Regions from separate parts of the Homo sapiens genome. Here region 2 is linked to region 1. A link is a loop called in an ENCODE intact Hi-C map of the cell type or tissue named here. Cell type or tissue: natural killer cell. All regions are shown on one strand. Links, peaks and the distances in the headings refer to the core of each region. The heading gives the core; the rest is flanking DNA.

What was found. Peaks named below come from ENCODE experiments on the same cell type or tissue, not always from the same donor. Only the 100,000 strongest peaks of a DNase experiment are listed, where the experiment ranks them.
Region 2: it touches region 1 in a loop (2.2-fold over the local background); 1 of 110 quality-filtered maps calls a loop at or near these places.

Annotation. Positions count from the first base shown.
Region 1 is chr1:226,795,992-226,800,376 of GRCh38, reverse strand. No RefSeq gene overlaps it. Among named protein-coding and RNA genes, the nearest start is that of ITPKB, 59 kb to the right of the region's middle. RefSeq lists an enhancer at 1,020-1,069. In natural killer cell, for the core only: no CTCF peak of the experiment used is centred there; DNase peaks (open chromatin) are centred at 306, 1,276 and 1,846; H3K27ac peaks cover 1,515 bases.
Region 2 is chr1:226,709,338-226,713,722 of GRCh38, reverse strand. All of the region lies in intron 2 of ITPKB (inositol-trisphosphate 3-kinase B), which reads left to right. Among named protein-coding and RNA genes, the nearest start is that of ITPKB, 28 kb to the left of the region's middle. RefSeq lists enhancers at 704-773, 1,274-1,353, 1,714-1,773, 1,964-2,013. In natural killer cell, for the core only: CTCF peaks have their summits at 2,134 and 2,339; DNase peaks (open chromatin) are centred at 972, 1,622, 2,342 and 3,557; H3K27ac peaks cover 1,820 bases.

The sequences.
Region 1 (4,385 bases), core at 248-4,247:
CCTCTTGGGTAGCTGGGACCACAGACACACAGCATCCTGCCCAGCTAATTTTTTAGTTTTTTTGTAGAGACAGAGTTTCACCATGTTGCTCAGGCTTGTCCCGAACTCCTGGGCTCAAGCGATCCACCCGCGTCGGCCTCCGAAAGTGCTGGGTTTGTAGGCCTGAGCCACTATGCCTGGTTTAATAAACAGTTTTCTTCCTGTGTTGCTTTTGTTAAGAAAAATGAGACACACACCCCTTTCCTTTCTTCTAATGATGAGGCAGAGAACAGAATATTTTCCACTTGACGTTCTCCCCCTTTCTTCTCAAACCAGTTTGGCATTTTTCCACTTTCCACCTTCAGGTTCAAAGCGTGTCTGGGTGATGAGAACCAGGACACAGCTGGAACTCCGGCCATGGCGGGAGCTCACGCCTACCCTGTAGGCATAACATTCTAGGTTTCCCTTTTTTTCAGCAATAATACCTGGGTATAGTGGGAAAGAAGCTGGAATCAATCCTGGCTCCAGCACTTACCAGCCACAACCTTGGACACAGACCTCTATGACTCTATTTTCTCCTCTGTAAAGTGGGTTCAGATGAACCACTGAGACCAGTTGTTGACTGTCTCAGGTTGCAAGGGACAGAGATCAATGCTGGTCCCCACAGGCCGGGGAGCACAATTGTAGGGATAAACTAGAAGTAAAGCAACACTGGAAATCAGTTTGGCATCAAGACAATCAGATCTTCAGGAGAACTGGAGTGTTGTTCAGGATCCCACAGCAGCAGGTGTGCCTTCAGAAGCAGTGCCCACGCTGTGCCCCACGGAGTGACTGTGCCCAAGGCGTGACTCAGTTTCCCAGGGACCCTGCAGCGTCTGCAGCTGCTCCTTGTGCCCCTGCGGCTCTGTCTTCACGCGCCTTCGCCCTGCCTCGTGGCTTCTGCTTACTCACAAGTTTCCCCACTGCCCTTCTCCTGGCTGTCCCTCAGCCGCAGAAGTCCCCTCCATGTGTCTCTCCTCCTGCCAGCTCCCACAGGGCTGCCTCAGACAGAAGAGGCTCCCAGGCCTGGTCAGGGGTGGGGTCACAGGTACGCAGCGGGGTCACTGCGTTCAGGAAACTGCCAGGGGCTGGTGTTCTCGGAGAGGAGCCGCAGCTGGGCAGCCACTCAGCACACATCCTGTCCAGTTACGGGCCCTTTGTATAGATGAGGAAATGGCCCCCTTGGAAGATTCAGTATTGACGAGCCGCAGAGCAGCCATCACATCACACTGTGCTCTGGTGTCTCCAACCCCGTCACACTCCTCTGCTTCCTGTTTCTGTTCACCCACGCAGGATGCCGAGGGAAGCGGGGCTTCTCCTGCCTCTACCTGCCTTCAGCCCCTGTTCTGACATGACCTGAGTGCCACCCATCAAAAGACCCGTCCACCCCAAAACATCCCCAACCCACATCCCACTGCTAGTCCCTGATGAATTAGACAGTGAAGGCCTGATCTCCCCGAGACCCCAGTGAGCCCGCCATTGGCATGACGGTCAGATGAGTCCTGGGACAGTGGGAGGGCAGGCGCCAGGCTCAGGAAACGGAGGAGCAGCAGGAGAGGTGCTCCCATGTGGCACAGTTCAGAGGCGGGAGCCTGGGGTGCCAGTGAGAAACAAGGCAAGGTCTCCACTTTAACCTCTCACCTAGGACTCCCAGTGTGCAGCTGATCAGGTTTTTGGGCCCTGAACTGGAACATACCATTTTTAGACAGTGAGATAAAGATTCAAAATCAGGACTGCCCTGGAAAATCCAAGACCTATTGTGGTGTTCAGGTTGGGTGTTGTGTGGTTGGGTCAAACTTCATTTGAGAGCTTCAGTCAACCACAGGTGGCTGGGGCCCAGGAAGGAGGCGGCTCTTGCAAACAGATAAGGGCCACACTGGTGAGAGGCGCTCTCCCCAGAGCAGTAGGCCCCAACTGCTCACAGTTCCTGTGGTAAACTCGGTTCACTTGTGAAGATCAGGAGAGACAGGACCCATTACCTCCTCCTTGTGAAGATCAGGAGAGACAGGACCCATTACCTCCTCCTTGTGAAGATCAGGAGAGACAGGACCCATTACCTCCTCCTTGTGAAGATCAGGAGAGACAGGACCCATTACCTCCTCGTGAAGATCAGGAGAGACAGGACCCATTACCTCCTCCTTGTGAAGATCAGGAGAGACAGGTCCCATTACCTCCTTGTGAAGATCAGGAGAGACAGGACCCATTACCTCCTCCTTGTGAAGATCAAGAGAGACAGGACCCATTACCTCCTCCTTGTGAAGATCAGGAGAGACAGGACCCATTACCTCCTCCTTGTGAAGATCAGGAGAGACAGGACCCATTACCTCCTCCTTGTGAAGATCAGGAGAGACAGGACCCATTACCTCCTCCTTGTGAAGATCAGGAGAGACAGGACCCATTACCTCCTCCTTGTGAAGATCAGGAGAGACAGGACCCATTACCTCCTCGTGAAGATCAGGAGAGACAGGACCCATTACCTCCTCCTTGTGAAGATCAGGAGAGACAGGTCCCATTACCTCCTTGTGAAGATCAGGAGAGACAGGACCCATTACCTCCTCCTTGTGAAGATCAAGAGAGACAGGACCCATTACCTCCTCCTTGTGAAGATCAGGAGAGACAGGACCCATTACCTCCTCCTTGTGAAGATCAGGAGAGACAGGACCCATTACCTCCTCCTTGTGAAGATCAGGAGAGACAGGACCTATTACCTCCTCCTTGTGAAGATCAGGAGAGACAGGACCCATTACCTCCTCCTTCTCTCCACCACGCATCTTCCTCCTGTGTCCCCTCAGCCACTGAAGGTTTCAATGTGCCCTGATTTGTCCTCTCTTCCCAGTTGTCTGTATACAAAGTGCCCAGCTATTCCTCCCACTTTGCAGATGGAGAAATGGAGGCCTTAAGGCAGTGAGAAAGTTTTCCATGATGATGGTTAGACAGTGAGATTCAAAGATTCAAAATCAGGACTGCCCTGGAAACTCCAAGACGTCTTGTGGTGTTCCGGTTGGGTGAATACTTTCCAAGAGCACATGTGGAGGCTGAACAGGATTCCACTGAAAGCTGCTGTCATTTAAGAATCAGTCAGGCTGGGAACGGTGGCTCACGCATGTAATCCCAGCACTTTGGGAAGCTGAGGTGCATGGATCACCTGATATCAGGAGTTCAAGACCAGCCTGGCCAACATGGCGAAACCCTGTCTCTATTAAAAATACAAAAATTGGCTGGGCGTGGTGGCTCACGTCTGTAATGGCAGCACTTTGGGAGGCTGAGGTGGGTGGATCATGAGGTCAGGAGATCGAGACCATCCTGGCTAACATGGTGAAACCCCATCTCTACTAAAAATACAAAAAATTAGCCCAGCGTGGTGGTGGGTGCCTGTAATCCCAGCTACCAGCGAGGCTGAGGCAGGAGAATTGCTTAGACACAGGTTACAGAGGTTGCAGTGAACCGAAATCGCACCACTGTACTCTAGCCCGGGCAACAGAGTGAGACTCCATTTCAAAAAAAAAAAAGAATCAGTCAGTTGGTCATATCTATCCCCAGGAAGATACTGTGCCTTGTGTCCAGGGCTTAGTTGACAGCTGTGAGAATCAAAATACAAAAAAGATGAAAATTTCTGCTCCGGACAGATGTGGTCTAGTTGCGGAGGTAAAACAGGAAAGCAGAGAATTAGGGACTGAAATTCAACCTGAGCTTGGGTCCCCAAGCTGTATGCCCTGGTCAAAGGCTGGAAGAGCCACCTTTTTTTTGTTGTTTTTTTTGTTTTTTGTTTTTTTTTTTTTTGAGACAGAGTCTCCCTTATGTTGCCAGGCTGGAGTGCAGTGGAGCTATCTTGGCTCACAGTAACCTCCACCTCCCAGGTTCAAGCAATTCTCCTGCCTCAGCCTCCTGAGTAGCTGGGATTACAGGCACCTGCCACCACGCCTAGATAATTTTTGTATTTTTAGTAGAGACGGGGTTTCACCGTGTTGGCCAGGATGGTTTCGATCTCCTGACCTTGTGATCTACCCGCCTCAGCCTCCCAAAGTGCTAGGGTTACAGGTGTGAGCCACCACGCCCAGCAAGAGCCACCTTTTAAAAATCTGCACCAAAGGTGCCATATGGGCTAGTGGAGACCCTGGGAGAAGTGAGATCCCCCAGGAGGGCCAAGCTAGACAGAGTTCTTTAACCTTAAGACAATTGGCAATAGGAGCTGGGCATGATGGCTCATGCCTATAATCCTAGCACTTCAGGAGGCTGAGGCAGAAGGACTGCTTGAGCCCAGGAGCTTGAGACCAGCCTGGGCAACATAGCAAGACCCTGTCTCTACAAAAATTAAAAACAAAAAACAAAACTCAGCTGGGCATGGTGGTGTATCTGTTGTCCTAGCT
Region 2 (4,385 bases), core at 190-4,189, 87 kb after region 1:
TCAAGCAGCAGGAGGGTGTCCTTCGTGAACTCTGAATTTATGGGGCTGAGTCTGAGAGCGAAGAGATGCCAACAGTAGCGACTGAGAACATTCTGGATGATTTTAGTAAACCCCGAACAAATTCCTTATACACCAAGGAGCATTCTCCTTGTTAGAAATTCCTCCAGACCACGACTCTGGCCCTGGCCCTGGGGTGAGGAGATAGGGTGCCTGGCCGTAGTGGATCTAAAACGGGATGACACCGGAAACCTGTGGGGAGGACGCCGTCCTTGTCGCCCCTTGACAGAGGGGGCACAGAGGCCTTAGAGAAACAAAAATAAAAATAGCAATTGTTTGCCACTTCCCTCCCTAATAAAGTGTTCTCTCCAAACCTGGTTTCCACTCTATTTCTGAACTGTTTCGCCCCATGGTGTGTAGGAAGCCAGGGTAAATGTGGGAGTGGGAGGAAGGGGACACAGGCAGCAACTCAAAGGAAGGCAGAATTAGTAGCCGTCTGGGAACCGGGGGCGGGGGCATTCTAGAAATGCGAAGAGGTCGAATAGCCAGCTGGGTCCGGAGTCTCCTCACCTCTGGTGTCTTAGCGGAGCATGAGTGTGTATGTATGTGTGTGTATATGTGTGTATATTTATTTGCGCATATGCACGTGTGTATGTGTGTGTGCATGCATGTGTGTATATGGGTAAGTGTGCAGTGTGTGTTTACGTGCATGCATGCATGTATGGGTGTAGATATGTGGGTGTGTAGATAAGTGTGGGTGGGCACATGCGTACACCCACTGGAGGGGTGCGATGGAAGTTGTGTGCAGCTGCGTGAGCGTTACTGACCATCCTGTGGTTTGCTGATAGCTGCTTAATCTGGGTTGTGTGTTTCCTCCCTCCCCAAGCAGACACTCAGGGTGCTCCGTGATGCACCGGGACGCTAATATTTTCACACCTGCAATCTGTATTGTTCTTTTCTCCTTCGGAGAGCAATATTGCCCTTCTGGGTGCTTAAGCAGGAAACACAGGACCAGATAATTTAAGAGGAGCCTTAATGCTCAGGGCCAGAACAGACAGACGGGCCTGAACAAGGTCACAGGCCGTCCAGGGAGTGCAGGGCTAGGGCAATGCCAGCCCACTTCCTTCCAGCCGAGCGCTCCCTTCACGGTGACCACCTTCCCTTCAACGTCTTTGTTTCCCGGCTGTAAAATGGGCATGTTGCATACAGCTATGTAGGAAGTGTTTGCAAGTGCCCAGGCTCTGGGAATTTGAGTAAAGAAGGCCCTTTGTCAGTGGCGCACACAGCCTCGGCTTTCTTCACCTTGTCAGTTGTCCATTCAGGTGGAGTAGCTATGAACACCCACTTACCCTTCACGTATCCTAGGATCAGGACTGTGCCTGCAGTGACCACGAAGGCTGGGGAGCCAGATGGCTATGGACCTCACGAGGGCCTGCCAGTTCCCAGGAAGGGGGTCTGGGCTGCCAGGACAGGGGGCAGCAGCAGGACTCAGAGAGAGGGGTTGCCTCGCAGTGAGCCCTGCCCATCTCTCGTGCGGTGGGAAGGTGGTTTAAACCCTGCCCTTACCCCATGCTCTGAGGTCTCCGGAAGACACAGGTGCTATATATAAAACTAAGACTATTATCTCACTCTTGCTAAGTTTCCACCCTCGCGGCTTACTGTACACCACCGGGGAGAACATTTCCTGAAGCCCTTCTCCCGGAGCTCTGAGGCCAGGGTGAGGGACGCCTTCTGAGAGAGAAAACCTTCCCCGCAGGGAGGCCTTTTGCAGAACAGGGAGGAGAATAAAAATGTCCAGGCAAATGCCCAACCTCACCCTAGTGAGCTTCCCACTAGCTGAGCTGGGGACCAACATGGTACCAGCCTACAGGGAAGCCCCTCATCTTCCCCCTTTTGCCTTTTAACATGGAGTCTCTGGGTCAGGGATGGACACGGTGGTGAGGGATGCTAAGTATGAGCAGACACCCTAGTGGGTTCAGCTCAAACTCCAGAGGGGATGGGGATGGGCAACACTCCTGAGGAACTTCTGTTCAGCACTCGTCATCGCCAGGACAAATGATGGGAGGTCCAGGTTGGGAGGTTTCCATTTAAGCGTTGGTTCCTTGCAATTTCCCTGGGTAGTTTTTTCAAACAACCCATGATTGTCATTTTCGGTCGGACGATCCCCATTGTTTGGGACTGTCCAGCACACTGAAGGTCACTGAGCATCTGGGCATCTGGGCCTTGGAGCACTATTTGCCATTGTGCAACATACACAACACACACACACACACACACACACACTCTCTCTCTCTCTCTCTCTCTCTCTCTCTCTCTCTCTTTCAAAACACCCTCTAGGGCTGGAGGCAGGTACTGCATCTGGTTAGGAACCACTGCAAGGAATTATTTACCTTGGCAACATCTCAAGAGGATATCGAACTGGAGTCAAAGGATTTTGGGGAGGTGGAGTAGGAAGGAGGTAGAGGATGTTAGGCTGAGAAATGTCCTGTCAGCTTGGACATGGTGTTGGCCAAATTTTTTTAAGTGAAGAATTTTCATTTTTTTTGTCCTATTTATGAGCACCCAATTGACTGAGCACCCTCAGTTAATTGGAGAATCTTGTGCATTTTGTTTGGCTTTGTTTTCATTCTTTCTTAATAAGAATGTCTTAATAAGATGTCTCTTAATAAGCACTATTACCTGTGGGGCCAGCTTCATGAATGCAGTTGCACAGGCCGCATGCTCAGAAGGGCCCTGCTTTTGGGGTTGAATGCCTGGCCCATTGCTGCCTTGAAATTCTTAATAATTCTTTGAGTTGGTGTTTGTAAGTGAAGTCCAGTGGGACAATGAAGCATGAATTCTCTGGGCTCCAGTCCCACCTGACTTCCTTCTCCCCACCCCTGGCAACTACTGACTCTTCTGATCCCATCAGGGGCCTGGGTGAAGGTTCAGGGAGGGATAGAGTTGGCGTCACTGGTGTCCCAAGGCAGGGTGTGGTGGCCATCCCTACCCCAGGCTGGCAGGGCCAAAAAGTGGACAACTGCATGAGAATCCAGCTCACTCCAGATCCAAATACCAAGCGTGTCCCAGCATGAGTGTGTAATCGCTTTGGGTCTGCCCAGGCAGGTGTGTGGGAAGAGGGGACCTCTCTGCTCCTGGCCCAGCACCTGGTAGAGGACGGCAGTAGACGCTTAAGAGTGGCCAGAGTCAAGGGGCGGGATCCCAGCATCTTGTGAGACTCTGCACTCATTAAACAGCAAATAAGAAACACTGTATCAAGTTGAGAGAAACCCTGCAGAAGAAAGGAAGGAAACGGTTTATTTTAGTACGTTTTATGGCACTTTTTTCCTGCTTTTTGAACAAGGGCGCTGCATTTTTACTTTGCACTGGGCCCTGAAACTTACGTAGCTGGCCCCTACTTGCTTACTTCATTGCTATCTGCAGTTTCTGTTTATTTTCTGTCTCCCGTTTCTAAAAAGAAATAACTAGTTAAAAGGGCTCACCATGAACACAGGTGCTTCCATTTGTTTCCCCCTTTCTGTTCTTCTGAGGGACATTATCACCAGCCAATCACCAGCTGCCCCACCCCAGACTTCTTTTCCAATGCTACCTGTTAGCACGGCACCTTCTGAAGGAGGCCGTGAGTCAGGGGAGAGGAGACAGGGGCAGGGAAGACAGATTTATCTGTCACTGGGATGTGGCTGAATTTTGTGGTGGGTGGGTTGTGAATCTTCCCATTAGGGAGTGATTTCTTCCCAGGTAGTTATGAGCTAGTGCTGGCCCCAGGCAGGATGCTGTCAGGATACTAGACAGGGAACCATAAAGCAAGGTTGCAAGAAATGAGGCTCTGCTCTCATCAGCAAGCTTTACTAAGGGACTCTCTTCAAGCAGGGAGATAGTGCTGCACCAAACAAGTTAAGCACTGTCCTTGGGCAGGAGTATCATGCCGTAAGACATGGCCCAAGAGAGAATGACAGTGAGGAAACCTAATTGCAGGTCAGGTGGGCCTGTAGACAGGGACAGGTGAGGGCTAGGCCCTGCCCACTGCCGCTTCTCACCGTTGGTCCCCAGTCATGGAAGTTTCATATTTAGACAAAGGAAGGTCAGGGAAGTATCACGTCTTCTGCTTTACCTAGGAAGTTCTTGTTGGGGGGAAGTTGGATGTCAGGAGCCACTGTGCCTGCCTCTACCCTAGTCCCCTCCACAGCCTGCTGCATAGTTTCCAAGTGTCCCAGGACCGCAGTGACACCCACCCCACCCATACATTTTAAGTGTTAGCCACTTCTTGTCTGTTACTATAAAATGCACATCAGACATTCCTAGACCCATCGGAGACCTGGAGAGGCCAGACACTGGACATCCTCCTACCACTGGGCCAGACACACCCACGGCAGCCCAGACAGGCAGCC